3 separate regions of the Homo sapiens genome follow, and regions 1 and 3 are each linked to region 2. A link is a contact called in ENCODE Hi-C or POLR2A ChIA-PET data. All regions are on one chromosome and are shown on one strand. Each heading gives the region's core, a stretch centred on a gene start or an enhancer-like site at or near the end of the contact. The rest is flanking DNA. Distances are from core to core; before and after follow the strand shown. Region 1 overlaps BMPR1A (bone morphogenetic protein receptor type 1A). Region 2 overlaps LDB3 (LIM domain binding 3). Region 3 overlaps BMPR1A (bone morphogenetic protein receptor type 1A).

Region 1 (4,869 bases), core at 1,536-4,035, 87 kb after region 2:
AGAAAAAGAGAGTCAGTTGAAAATGAAAGTGATTAAGTCCATCTGTGGGGCAGTTTTTGGAGTCAGATTGAGAAATGAAATCTGATTTTTACCTGTTAATGCTGCTGAATAATAATAATATGGAATATTATTAAATTGCTTTTGTTCTCTTAACAGTCATTTAAATGTAATTGGTTATGGCATGTAGACGTCTAAAAATCATCCCATTCCTTTAAAGTTTCTTTTCAAAACAAGTCTTTTTTCCCTCCTGATTGCAAAAATAATGCTTACAGAACAAATTGAAACACATAGAAAAGCCCTGAGAAGAAAGTAAAAATCCCCTGTATTTATACTACTCAAAGGTAACATCTATAAACATTTTGGTATATATACTGTAAGTTTAAAAAATTCTACAATGTTTCTACTGTAATTTAAGAATTTGTGCAAATAAGTTGAGTAAAGCTAAGTTCATCCTGAGCGTCTGAACCTGGAATATAAGGAACTTGAAATTTGTAGGGGTGGGGGTATCTGAATAGAAATAGAAAGTTCTGAAAATTTGGCTGTCTTATTCTAGTTATCTTTTTTTTTTTTTTTTCCTGAATGTTCTTCCTTTCCTTCTCAGCTTTTGCCACTTTTAAGTTTTTTTTTTTAATCAAGATGTTTCACATTTGATATGTTCTTCAGTAATAATAGACTAAAATATAATAAGATGTAGGGAAGCAGAACCTAAACTGTAGGAGGTTAAAAACCAGATGAAGGCCAGGTGTGGTGGCTCACGCCTGTGATCCCAGCACTTTGGGAGGCTGAGGCGGGTGGATCACCTGAGGTCAGGAGTTTGAGACTAGCCTAGCTAACATATAGTGGAACCCTGTCTCTACTAAAAAAGTACAAAAATTAGCTGGGCATGGTGGCGGGCACCTGTAATCCCAGCTACTTGGGAAGCTGAGGCAAGAGAATCACTTGAACCCGGGAGGTGGAGGTTGCAGTGAGCCGAGATCACGCCACTGCATTGCACTCCAGCAACAGAGCAAGACTCCGTCTCAGAAAGAAAAAAAAAAAAAAAAAAAACACAACACCAGATGGAAATAGAAAATCTAAAACCTCTAGCAGAATGAAGCTAGAAAGAATGGAATCTAAACACTGAAATTATACATCTGCTAGGCAGCTGTGCGTTCTTTATTTATAGGTTCTGTTGTGGAAATAGCAAAAGAAACTTTGAAAGAAAAAGATATCTTAAATAGACTAAGCATATATTCTTATCACTGTGATATGCACATTTTTAGCTGTACAGCATGTATTTCATTCTTTTTTTTTTTTTTTGAGACAGAGTCTTACTCTGTCGCCAGGCTGGAGTGAAGTGGTGCGATCTCGGCTCACTGCAACCTGTGCCTCCTGGGTTCAAGCGATTCTCCTGCCTCAGCCTCCTGAGTAGCTAGAATTACAGGCGTCTGCCACTACACCTGGCTAATTTTTGTATTTTTAGTAGAGACAGGGTTTCACCATAATGGCCAGGCTGGTCTCAAACTCCTGACCTCAGATGATCGCCCGCCTCGGCCTCCGAAAGTGCTGGGATTACAAGCGTGAGCCACCGCGCCCAGCCTTTAATTCATCTTTAAATGAATTGTCCCCATTTTCTAGGAGTTATTATCTTTTCTAAAAATAACATAACTTTTTTGGATTAAATTTAGATATCCTATTTATATCTTCAGCATTGAATCAATATTTTATTAAATATACATTAAGGGAGCTTCAGTGATACTAAAAGAGTGTGATGCTGTTGTAAATTTGCCATTGCTTTCCTTTTTGTCAATATTCAAGGATTGTCTTGGACCATGGGCCAAGCCTGAATTGTAAGAAGGAATGGTAAAGCATGGTAACCCATTAAAGGGTAAAGAAATTAAAAAAAAAAAATTGTCAGAGATATACTCTTTAAAGGGCCAGATTTTTTTTATAAGACTTTAAAAAGAATTGATGATTCTTATTTTACACAAAGATTTTTAGAGGAAAGAAAAAGTATGCAAAAGAGAAGATGCTCTTTGAAGCTGGCCATAACCCTGCTGCAAGCAAAATCAGACAAGGATGGACCAGAAAAAGAGAACAATTTCTATTCTCACTTATCGTGTATTTGTAAAATCCCAAGTAAAACACGAGCAAATTGAATCAAACAGTATATTGATACTATCGGATAAAGCTAGCCCAAGATTCAAGGATGATTTGACCTTAGGGATTATATTAGTGTCATTTACACTAAATAAATCTAAGGAGGAAAACAATACAACCATCTCAGTTAATGGTAAAAAATATATTAAATGAAATTAAGTAACTCTTTGTGATAGACTAGTTTTAAGAAAAGAAAGAACCTTCCTCAACCTGATAAAGGGTAATTTTCTACCTGGGGCGTGTAGCAAACCCAACGGGTAAAATACTTCCCGTGAAAGGAAGAACAATACTAAGTTCATTTTTAGTGTTCTTTTTAGTGCTGGAGACCCCAGCCAATGGACTAAGAGAAGCTGAAGCGAAAAAGTTGTAAATATTTGAAGGGAAGGTCAGAATGTGTACTGTTTGTTTATGCTCTTTGCTAAGCATGTAATCTACCTAGAAAAGCCAAGAAAATCGATTGACAAACTGAGAAAACTAATAAATGAGTTCAGTAAGTTGGCTCTACACGTGGTAAACGAGGAAATCCATACATAGGTTCCTGTACACCAGCAATAGCCGTGTGAGAAGTACTGTCACTGTCTGTTACATCTGATAAAACCTGCCTATTAATCTTTGGCCTGCTTGTCAGTTTCTTGTCCCAGACATGCTTTGAGTCATGAGGAGAGCACTCCAGGAGATGAGGCTTTCAGTTTCCTGCTTATCTCAACACGAAAGTCAAATGTTGTGAAGGGTGGACACAAGGCTGATGGTTTCATGACAGCCCCAGAGAGCAAAATTCATTCCCCCTGATGCCCATCTCACCCTGCTATAGAAAGTTTCATTTTTTGGACAGCATTTCCTGAGAGAATGTATCACTGAGTTTTCTGGAGACCTGAGGTCTAATCCTTAGTAATCTGCAGAAATACCAAAGGATATACTAAGGAAAACAGAAAAGGCATTCCTCTAAAAATAGCTAGTTTTTTTTTTAATGTAATAGCTTGCAGTAAACAATGGCAACAATACAGAAAACTGCTTTCCTCCCTACTCTCTTTGCTCTCCCCTCTGTGCTGTTTCCTTTTCCTTGGTAACCAGTGTTGTTACTGTATGTATCTTCCTAAGATTTTCTTTCCATTTACAAAAATGCATATCCATTTTTTGGTGCTTTGTACAGATGGCATCATGCATTGTGCATTGCAGCTTGCCTTTTTCACCTAACATTTTCTCTATCTCCCTCCTTTTCGGCTGCTCACCCTGGGGTTCATTTCCCCGCAGCTCTGTCTGTTCCCTTGGCAGTCCTCTCCCACTGCTCTCCAACTCCTGACACCTTCCATTGTCTCTCTTTTTCTATTTGCCTTCTTGTTCTTAAGGATTCTTAAATGTTTTAAGCAGCCTCTGTTCCCCTTCTTAGACTAATGTTTTTAAATGGGTAAAATACGTAAGACTTGTGAAGGAAAACAATTATTTTGAAATATAGCTATTAACATTTTTAGATATAGTAATACGTTTGTTCTTTTATTAACTTATTAAATAATCCAGGGGTGAGTATAACAACTGCCCTAATTTTTAGATGCTGATGAGCATAAATAATGCTTTGAGTTGCCTGCAGCAAGTAGTTTGATGAGAATATCTGATTTGTTTTTATTACAAAGTCACAGGTGTTGCTAATACTACTGTGTATCCTGCCTACTCTCATAAGTAAAGAAAAATTCAAAGTTCGGTTAGTGAAAATAAAAATGTAATCTTTTTCACATCTAAGGTTATGAACCTCTTGAATTTTGTGAGGCCATGGGCTTCTGAATAAGAACTTCTGCAGTTGAAACTTGGTTCACACTGGAGGACACTGATTGTTTTTTGTAGTCCACTCAAGCAGTGGAATTTTCTGTTGCAGACCCCCTTTCCTTGGGCCTGGAGGGGTTATCCTTTACCCCCTTTGCTACTTCCAGATCACTCTCCCTCCCACCTTCCTTAACATCAAATAGAAAACATGATATTCAATCTCATGATACATCTTGTAGTTTTCCATGGAACCTTGACTGACTTCCTTCTCATTTAATGAAGATTTTGTCTTATATGGCTCATTTTCTCTAGTACTTCTTTATTCTAGTTCTTGATCTCAACATCCAGGTGGGAGACTCTTCCACTACCTTCCTGGCCTCTTAATATCTTGACTTCCTGCAAAGTTTCCACCCTACCTCAGCTATCATGGTCATACCCCAGTTCTGTTATACAATAATAACAAAAAATTATAACCCCTTCCATAATTTCAGTTCTACCCTGATCATCACTTCCCACTTTACTGGCTCATGCCTTCTAGTGCCAACAATTCTTTTATCTCACTGAGACTTAGAACCCATTGACCCTATTATCTTTGCACTGTTCCTCACCATACTCTCTCCTTATGTCCTTACCCTTCTCTTTATTCAGTTTAATTTCTGTTGTTGGTCATGATTGTTCAGTTGCAAATATTCTCAGTACACTTGCCCTCACTTGCTTCATTGCTTAATAGAGAAACCCCAGTTTCTCTATTAAGAACCGCAGTTGGTTAAATCCAACTGTGCCTACTCTACACTTGTACTTTTTAAAAATGTGGTTTAGAAAAATGGATATCAACTGGGCACGGTGGCTCATGCCTGTAATCCCAGCACTTTGGGAAGGCCCAGACAGGAGGATTACTTGAACCCAGGAGTTTGAGATCGGAGTGGACAACATAGTGAAACACTGTGTCTGCAAAAAAATTAAAAAGTTATTTGG
Region 2 (4,873 bases), core at 934-3,433:
GTGGAGCCGCTTTTCACCTTTGGGGCATTCTGGACTCAGCTTGGGCTGCTGCTCCCGACCCCTACCCCCAGCCCCATGCCTGCGCTTCCCCTGCTGTGTGTAGTGGGAGATCTCTCTGTGCCTGGCAGCCCCTGCAGACCCTGGGAGGGAGCTCAGGCTGAGCCAGGCACTGCAGGGGAGCTGGGAAAGCCAAGATGGGCAAGGAAACCCTTCTATGGCCAGGAGTGGTGGCTCATGCCTGTAATCCCAACACTGTGAGATGCCAAGGCAGAAGGATCAGCTTGAGGTCAGGAGTTCAAGACCAACCTGGGCAACATCGTGAGACTCTGTCTTTACAGAAAAAAAAAAAATAGTGGCATATGCCTGTGGTCCTAGCTACCTCAGGAGGCTGAGGTGAGAGGATCACTTGAGCCCAAGAGGTTGAGACTGGAGTGAGTGGAGATCACACCACTGCACTCCACCATGGGCGACAAAGCGAGACCCTGTATCAAAAAAAAAAAAAAAGAAAGAAAAAAGAAAACCTTCTGCTGCACTGGGCTTTGGGGGAGGGTGCCAAGGATTTTCTTGAATACACCCAGACCACCCACCATCTGGAGACTTGTGTAGCCTATGGGGGTTCAGGGCCTCGGCTCTGGGAGATCTCTCTCGACACCCACCGCGCCCAGCCCTTGCCTTGGCCACCCATGTAACCGCCACCTGTTGCCCTTTTCTCCTCCCTCTCCCTGCCCGTACTCCCGCACCCCTCCCCCAGCGCCGACTACCAGGAACGCTTCAACCCCAGTGCCCTGAAGGACTCGGCCCTGTCCACCCACAAGCCCATCGAGGTGAAGGGGCTGGGCGGCAAGGCCACCATCATCCATGCGCAGTACAACACGCCCATCAGCATGTATTCCCAGGATGCCATCATGGATGCCATCGCTGGGCAGGCCCAAGCCCAAGGCAGTGACTTCAGTGGGTAAGCGCCTCCCTCCTCCACCGCCACTCAGTGCCTCCAGAGCCCGAGGGGTATGGGCCATTGGGCACCATCGGGACCAGCTTTCTTCCCTCACGTTGGACCTCCTGGAGGCATGGCCCTTGGAGGGGAGCCAGCCTTCACCAGGGCCTTCTGGAACGTGGGTATCCTCTCTTCAGACCCTCTCCATGGTCAGCTTTAGGAGAAGGGTGGAGAAATGCAGAAAATGGTGGCTCCTCAAAGTGCTTTTCACAGCCTCTGCATTTTCCCAGGCTCTATGAGGAGGCTGGAAGAAGAGACTTCTACAGTCCTCTTAACAAGGGGACCATTCTGGAGGCCCCCAGGCCTCTCACAGCGAAGCTGTCCTTTAAGGAGGGGGAAGTTACCAGGTTCTTCCAGCAATGAGAATTGATTCAAATACACTGGCTGGGTTTCTGGTTTGGGAAGGGGTCTGCGACCAACCATCCACACTACTGCTGGCAATCAGTCCCACAGATGGGAGCAATCCCCTTCTTTTTGCCCTAGGAAGCCCGGCCTCAAGGCAGTGGCATTTAAGACATCCTTGGTTCCTGGAATTCACCCATTAGCTATGGCTGGGGAATTTGAGGGTTGGTAAAGAAAGAGTTGGCTGAAAATCATTTGTGGATGAAAAATGCTAGCAATGCAAACATTCATGCAGACAGACCTCTCTCTGCGTGTCTCTGTGTCTCCCTCTCTCTGTATGTCTCTTTCTGTCTTCCTCCTTGTTGCTTTTTCTCTGTCTCTCCCTCCCCCGACCCTCGTGTGTGTGTGTGTGTGTGTGTGTGTGTGTGTGTATGTGTCTGTCTATCTGTTGTTTCTTTTTTACACACATACACATAATTCCTCACTGTTTTCTACTTGGGAATACCACTGTGTTGGCTGATTATCAGTCTCGGCAACATCTTATCCCTGGGTCAGGATCCCCTAGCAATTCAAGGCAAAAAGTCTTGAAATGACAGTGATGCTTTTTTCCAAAGCCAGAAAAACCGATGTAATAAGAGGGATGGAGGGATTAAAAAGTCCCAGAGAACCCAGTTGCACTTGGCCTTTCCAGACCCCAGCCCTTGTGGCCATGATATGCATGCAGGTTATAAAGGGCAGGCTCCCCAGCCCCAAGGGTGGAACAGTGTGGGCTCTCTGGGCTCTGCTGGAACTGAGGAGCCTGGGGCCCTTTTGGAGATGCAGTACTTCCTCTAGGCCACCAGGGAGCAGAGGTCGCCTGTCCTGGAGTTTCAAGTCAAACTCCCAAGGCTCAGGGCTGCTGCTCTTCGCCTAATTCTGGGCAAGGTTGATTGAATTCCATCATTCAAAGCAGAAAATATGACCATGCAAGTTTACAAACACAAGCATTAGCTCATGCGTACCCAGAAAAACAAGGCTGCCTAAGCCCAAGAGCTAACAGGGATTTCCTGTTAACATTTCTTTGTCACGTGTGTCCTTGGTGTGCTCTTAAAAGTAGTAGCAATGGCCAAAGGGAAGTTCAATGGAGAATAATGAAAGAAATGCTCTTCACTAACTTTCTGTTTTCTGCACGTTGGGAAGACTGCTATCATTTGGTCTCACCACTAGGGCACCCATCAGTTTTGGAATTGATGCACTGTTGATTAATCGAGACTTCACGAAGGACGTTTCCCATCTCCCTCCTGTCCCCTCCCATCCCCTCCCTATTCCTCCCCTGGTATGCCTGGAAAGGGTCCTCTTCTCCTCTTCCTTTTAACGCAGCCACGCTGAGCTGACCATGCTGTGGTGCCAGTGAGTAACCCTCTTGGCCATAACGTGCTCCCATTTCTGCTGTTAATTTCCGTGGTTCCTTCCTCAATGACCGTGTTTTTTCTCTTTTTCTTCCTCCTTCACCCACCCCATTCCCATAACTCGTTTCTGACCCTAACCCGGCTCTCTTGTGTGCGCTGCCCCTCTGCTATCCCATGATGGACGCGCACTCACGGCTGGGTTTTCCTCTGCTTGGCAGGGCGTCACCGCTGGCGTAAGTAGACCCTGCAGTGTCTGTCCAGTCATCCGTCTGTCTGGTTGTGGGATGGTGTGTGTGGGTTTGGTGGGATGTGTCTGAGGACCAGTGGTCAGCCCACGTGCTCTGTCCACGCTCCTCCTCACACCCACCTGTCAGCCAAACGACATCCCTTGCAGCCTTTACAGGCAAGTACTTGTCTCTTGGGGTTTGTCCAAATAATGTCACTGTGGTCACAGAAATCACAGAGTAGTGACACTCATGCTGCAGGCCCAGGCTGGGGGTGCATACCTGTGTTCTTCTTGCCGTGCTTTGGGGTAGCTCCCCCCGCCTTTCCTATCTGCACTGGAACAGTGTAGACCCAGACATTAGAATGCACACTGGGCCATTATTCAGGGCTAGAAGGTGACAAGGTAACCTCTTGGAGGCCACTCCCCAGAATCCTCATGGGAAGTGTATCTGCAGGAGCCAGTGCCTGCCATGACCACCCATGGGAGGGGAAAGATGAATCAGACTGGGGGCTGCACACAGTGAAGCAAATGCAGCGGTGACCTGATGTTGCGGTGACTGTGGAGTGTTTTCTGTGGCAAGAAGAACAAGCTGAAAGTGGGTCCAGAGAGTGGACTCAGGCCAAGGGCCAAGGACTGCAGGACCTGTTCCATCTTCCCTGCATATATTCTCCCTGAGCCTTGGTGTCATGAAAGGCACAGCAGTTTCCTTATCTGACTCCCAGTCTTGGTCACAGCAGCAACAAGAGTCCCTGGTCTTTGCACGGGGTTGTGGGAAATGAAGCCAGAAATGCTTTCTTGAACCCTTGGAGCCAAGAAAGGCACAGGGGAGCTCCTCCTGGGCACATTCCAGGGAAACAGCAGCAAACACCTTCCACCTGCTCTCTGGATTGCAAAGCTCTGTAGAGAGGCTCAAGGGCCTTGCATCCACACCTTCCCTCACCCACTGCACAGTTCACACTCCCTCCTTCCCTCCCCTCCCAGTGGGTCAGGAGCCAGGACCAGGGAGACCTGGTTGTGCCTTCCTGTTGCCCATCTCACCCAGACCTTAGGAACGCCTGGGACTCCTCCCTATGCCAGAAATGGCCTGTCCCAGCAACAGCAAGATCCCACCCTCTCCTTTGCTCCCTGGGCAGCTGCAGGCTCCTCCCTGGCCGGACCCTAGAAGCCTCTGCTGGTCTTTCCCAACCGATCCCAACCACAGGCTGCCAGTACCTATAGCTCTCTGGGCCAGGGCAGGGCCTTCAGCGAAGCCAGGGCAGCTCCACCCAACCTCGATCACCTTTCCCCACCTCTGCTCTTGTAGCCCACCCTGAGCCAGACACAGGGACCAGTCCTGGGACACAAGGTCAGTTCCCTGTCACACTCCTTGCAGGGAGGGTATAAGACATGGACAATGGGGAGTTTCCTCTCCCAGCCAGCCAGCCCTCTGGGGAAAAGGGAGAGGCAGGCAGAAGAGTACTGGACAGGGCATCTTTCCAGGCATAGGTCCAGGGCCTCCCACTGGGCAGAAGTAGCCTTCCTGAGCCCTATGACTGCAGGGAGCCTAATGGAAAGGACACAGGGCTAGCAGCCAGGAAACCTAGGTTCTCACCCAATGGGGCCCTTATCTGCTGTAACCTGGAGCTAGTTGGCTGGCCTCTCTGGACCTCAGCTTCAGCATCTGTACGAGGAGAGGGCTGGGCCAGCAGTCTGTTACTGTTGTGGGCTTCACCTGAGCCCTCCCAGGCCTCTGAGAAGGTGGGCTGGGCGGCTTGGTCCTCTGGTCCCCCGGCCAGGGTGAGTGGGCTGTAAGGCTTTTGACCATGGCCTGCACTGCAGTCTGATTCAGGCTGGGAGGCACTGGACCCGAGGGGCTCTAGGGTCCCTTCTGGCTCTGATGTAGGATTTGTTTGTTCAGCCAAGAGTTTTGTGCACCTATCATGT
Region 3 (4,577 bases), core at 981-3,480, 110 kb after region 2:
TTGTTTTTTGAGACAGAATCTCTCTCTGTTGCCCAGGCTGGAGTACAGTGGCATGATCTCAGTTCACTGCAACTTCCCCCTCCTAGGCTCTAGCAGTGCTTCCACCTCAGCCTCCCAAGTAGCTGGGACCAGCTCACGCTACCACTCCAGCTAATTTTTGTATTTTTTGTAGAGACAGGGTTTTGCCATGTCACCGAGACTGAGTTACTGTATTTTCTTAGCAGAATATTGTCCCAGTGAGCTTTTTCCAAAAGAGAAAAGGTACAGCCAATAAAAGTTTGTGGTTGGGTATTGGGAGTTGGTGTTGTTCTGTTTTGTCCTGTTCATAAAAGTTTTATTCTCTTTAGCTCTCATGCTTTAGTTCTAATTTATTCACAGATTTTTGCCCAGTAACTTGATTTTATACTTGGCTTTCTATATTGTGGCTCCAATTTTTCTTCCCAGTTTATACTCTTATTTTTCCTTTCTTTTTCTTTTCTTTTCTTTTTTTTTTTTTTTTGAGACAGTCTTGCTCTGTCGCCCAGGCTGGAGTGCAGTGGCGCGATCTCTGCTCACTGCAGCCTCCGCCTCCCAAGTTCAAGCAATTCTCCTGCCTCAGCCTCCAGAGCAGCTGGGATTACAGGCGCCTGCCACCAAGCCCGGCTAATTTTTTTTTTTTTTTTTGAGACGGAGTCTTGCTCTGTTGTCTGGGCTGGAGTGTAGTGGCCCAATCTCGGTTCACTGCAACCTCCACCTCCTGGGTTCAAGTGATTCTCCTGCCTCAGCCTCCTGAGTAGCTGGGATTACAGGCGCCCACCACTATGTCCAGCTAATTTTTTGTATTTTTAGTAGAGATGGGGTTTCGCAGTGTTGGTTGGGCTGGTCTTGGAACTCCTGGCCTCGTGATTCGCCCACTTCGGCCTCCCTGAGTGTTGGGATTACAGGCATGAACTACTGCGCCCAGCCAATTTTTGTATTTTTAGTAGAGACGAGGTTTCACCACGTTGGCCAGCCTGGTCTTGAACTCCTGACCTCAAGTGATCCGCCCACCTCAGCCTCCCAAAGTGCTGGGGATTACAGGCGTGAGCCACCGTGCCCGGCCAGAATTTGAACTTTAATTCTTCAAATTGTATAGCATTTTCAGGTACCATCGAGGGCTTTTCTTCTGTACTTCTGTGTGTTCAAATATGGACCTTGTTCCAAAAAGGTCCAAAAAGGTTGAGTTGTGGTTCCCTGTAATGTCAAGAAATCTGTTAATGCATGAGACCCGGAAGATGTTTGAAAGTGACTAGTGAGAATTGGGTTGGTTGCTGTAGGATATTGTCATTTAAATTATTAAGTGAATATATTTATATATTTAAAAATTAGATGTAGGTAAGCCTCAGAAATGGGAAAATGGAGATAAATCTTAGGAGAGATTTTTGAATCTTTTACTTAAGACTGTGTTCAAAACTTTGTCTATTTGCTATTTATTATTTTGATATATTAATTGCTAGTGAGATTAAGACATTTTTGACACATCCTCTTCATTTAAGGTCATGGATGTTTTGTATCATTCTTATATAAGCATATTTGTAAGACTTTTAGAGGTATTCCTTTTTTAGTCCTATTTTTTTTTACTAGGGAATTATGACTCATTTTGGCACTTAGCTTTTGTAGCTTACTACCGTATGACATTTTATATCTTTGCAAAAACCAAGTAATTAGACCATTCATCACAATTTCCATACTTAAAAAACTAATACTAAGTTTTTACATGTTATCAATAAAAGTAGCATTTTAACAATTATCCTTTCCACATTATTTGATAAATGCTATTGGTTTTGTCTGTTATTTTTATAAATATATAATTTGCTTTAATTACTTAAATGTTCCTTGAGCCTTAGAACTTAAATCCTGATGAGGGTTTTACTTTTTAAAATACTGAAGTTTATTATTTATGCATGTTTTACAGAAAAATGAGTGGCTTTTAAAAGATCAAAATTAAAGGCTTAAACATGGAATCTCTAGGACATATAAAATATGAGTAGAACTGTGTATTTATAAGATGTTAATGTAAGACTTCAGGCCTTGTAATATCTTAAAGGAACCACTTCACTGTAAGGGAGCAGTTTGTCTTTCTACCTTTCCAATTGTATTGAGATTTTGCCCAGTATGTCTTTTTACTTAAACACCTTGGTGAAAGCTATCCAGCATCCTGTTTTAAATCTCCTTTGTTGCACTTACCATAATTACTTTCAGATCTGTTTCCATTCTCAGAAACTGAAACTGTAAGCTCATGTGAGTGGGGAATCCGACTTGTTTTATTGCATGTGAGCTGAGCACTGTGCCTTGTGTCAGTAGTCAGTGGTGTTCCTTTAGTCCTTGTTATGTTAATAAAAAAGCTTTGGTTTTTGCAAGACTTTGTTTTTAGAGATTCTGGAAAGGAACATATTAACCAAAAAGAAGAGCTGACTTCAATTTTACTTGTCTTGAAAATAACTGACTACTAAAGGGATGTCAGGGAACATTAGTGAAAATGGAGAACTTAAGGAGTTAAAGTTTTAGCTGTTTTTTTCAAAGGATATTGTCCTTCAAAATCTTTACCTTGCATTTTTGTTACTGTGATTTAAGATGGTTGTAATTATCATTGATTGATGATACCTATCAAAAGGCAACCCTAACCAACCATTTCTGCTGGATTCTGAATGCCGAGAAAGAAAAACTGAGAAATTTGTGAACTATTACAAGTCGTCTGTAAAATGAGATAATAATATCAACTTCACAAGGTAATTTAGGCTTTCGTGAAAACTAGAGTGTGAAAATGCTTAGTAATGTGCTGGGCACACTGCAGGTGCTCTACAAATAACTACTGATAACTACTTTTTTTCATGAGTAATTGTACATTTTCTTTCTTCCTTCCTTTCTTCCTTCCTTCCTTCCTTCCTTCCTTCCTTCCTTCCTTTCTTTTCTTTTCTTTTCTTTTCTTTCTTTTCTTTCTTTCTTTTTTTGTTTTCTTTTGTTTTGAGACAAGATCTTGCTCTGTTGCCCAAGCTGGAGTGAAGTGGTGTGATCTTGGATCACTGCAACCTCTGCCTCTTGGGCTCAAGTGATCCTCCCTCCTTATCCTCCTGAGTAGCTGGGACAACAGGCGCACATCGTCACACCCAGCTAATTTTTGTATTTTTGTAGAGATGGGGCTTCACTTGGTGTTGAATTCCTGGGCTCAAGCGATCCACCCACTTCGACCTCCCAGCGTGCTGTGATTACAAGAGTAATTGTAAATTTAAAATGAATTTCTTTCCCATCCCAAACCAGTATCAAAATGCAAATATAGTAAATTACTTTTTAAAAGAGAGATGTTTAATGGCAGTTGTTGGTAGTCTTTTGAGTCTTTAAGTGGGTATATTATAGAAAAACAACATATCTCTGCTTGGAGGGAAGATTTAACTAAAAACAAGAAAAAGAATAGTAGATGAACCATGATTCTTTAACATACAGGTTGCAAACTAGTGACCTGTCAGTTGGATTTGGCCTGTAGGCATGTTTTTGGCTTATAATGTAATTTTTTAAAAATTAGTGGCCAACAATTAAAAATTGGGAGAGTTTTCAAAAGAAAATGCAGATTTCTGACTCATCTTGAAAAATGGTAAGATGGGCAGCACAGGGCCTGTATTCCCAATTGCAGCCCTCAGTGGAGCTAAGTAGGCTGTTCTCCCTGCCATCTGCCCGGCTCTCAGTTGCCATCACTCACTGCATTTGGACTCTTTCTTCATATAGTGAGCCGAGGGGGGAGTGATAGTCTCATGTTCCTATCAAAAGAGGGAAACCTAAAATAAGGCCATTTTTGTTTTTGTTTTTGTTTTGTGAGACGGAGTTTCGCTCTTGTTGCCCAGGCTGGAGTGCAATGTGAAATCGGCTCACCGCAACCTCCGCCTCCCAGGTTCAAGCGATTCTTCTGCCTCAGTCTCCCAAGTAGCTGGGATTACAGGCTTCCGCCACCATGCCCAGCTAATTTTTGTATTTTTTAGTAGAGACGGGATTTCACCATGTTGGCCAGGTTGGTCTTGAACTCCTGAGCTCAAGTGATCCACCCGCCTCGGCCTCCCAAAGTGCTGGGATTACAGGCATGAGCCACCACACCTGGCCAGGCGATTTGTGTTTTAAGAAAAACAAGAAAGCATGTAATTCTTTGCGAAAATAATGAACATTTCTATTTATATCTGTCAAAAGTCCTGTTTCTTAGGAGTTAAGACATAATTCATAGCAATTAATATATGTGGAGAAGATACGTAATGAAAAACTAACTAGAAGAGGAATTCAGACATTGAAAGGGATTATTTTAAAGTGAGAATAAAATTAGTAGTGCCGCTGTGAGGAAAATAATCTTCACGTACTTACGTATGATGAGAAACTTCCTAAGTGTCTAGAGATGGCAAGAAACTTTGTATGTTTTGCATGACAGTAATTGTAAATATGAGCTTATCTGGAAATATTGTTTGCATAGATGTTAAAAATATGGGCAGGACAATGTGTACTAAAATGCTGAATTCTAGTGAGGCTGACATAAGCTTATTTTTTAAATTCTTTAATTTTTGTTTTTATATATTTTTTGAGAC

The links. A loop is a pair of places that touch in the nucleus more often than their neighbours do. ChIA-PET counts read pairs that join two places held with the same protein, here RNA polymerase II (POLR2A). Pooled maps may share reads with other maps.
Region 1: a loop to region 2 is called in a pooled map, with 2.1 times the contacts of the local background. The contact joins two enhancer-like sites. A Hi-C loop is called at or near these places in 2 of 50 pooled maps. POLR2A ChIA-PET finds 5 or more read pairs at or near these places in 2 of 52 experiments (H1 and activated T-cell).
Region 3: a pooled map shows a loop between it and region 2 (2.3-fold over the local background). The contact joins two enhancer-like sites. A Hi-C loop is called at or near these places in 2 of 50 pooled maps. POLR2A ChIA-PET finds 5 or more read pairs at or near these places in 2 of 52 experiments (PC-9 and activated T-cell).

Annotation. Positions count from the first base shown.
Region 1 is chr10:86,772,571-86,777,439 of GRCh38, forward strand. The region is part of intron 1 of BMPR1A (bone morphogenetic protein receptor type 1A); the gene reads left to right. Among named protein-coding and RNA genes, the nearest start is that of BMPR1A, 18 kb to the left of the region's middle. Within about 2 kb of position 2,786, at least 2 of the 41 ENCODE cell types and tissues checked have a DNase peak (open chromatin) inside an H3K27ac peak, as active enhancers do.
Region 2 is chr10:86,686,318-86,691,190 of GRCh38, forward strand. The region is part of intron 5 of LDB3 (LIM domain binding 3); the gene reads left to right. Among named protein-coding and RNA genes, the nearest start is that of LDB3, 20 kb to the left of the region's middle. RefSeq lists enhancers at 1-3,252, 839-1,376. Within about 2 kb of position 2,184, at least 7 of the 41 ENCODE cell types and tissues checked have a DNase peak (open chromatin) inside an H3K27ac peak, as active enhancers do.
Region 3 is chr10:86,796,586-86,801,162 of GRCh38, forward strand. The region is part of intron 1 of BMPR1A (bone morphogenetic protein receptor type 1A); the gene reads left to right. Among named protein-coding and RNA genes, the nearest start is that of BMPR1A, 42 kb to the left of the region's middle. Within about 2 kb of position 2,231, at least 3 of the 41 ENCODE cell types and tissues checked have a DNase peak (open chromatin) inside an H3K27ac peak, as active enhancers do.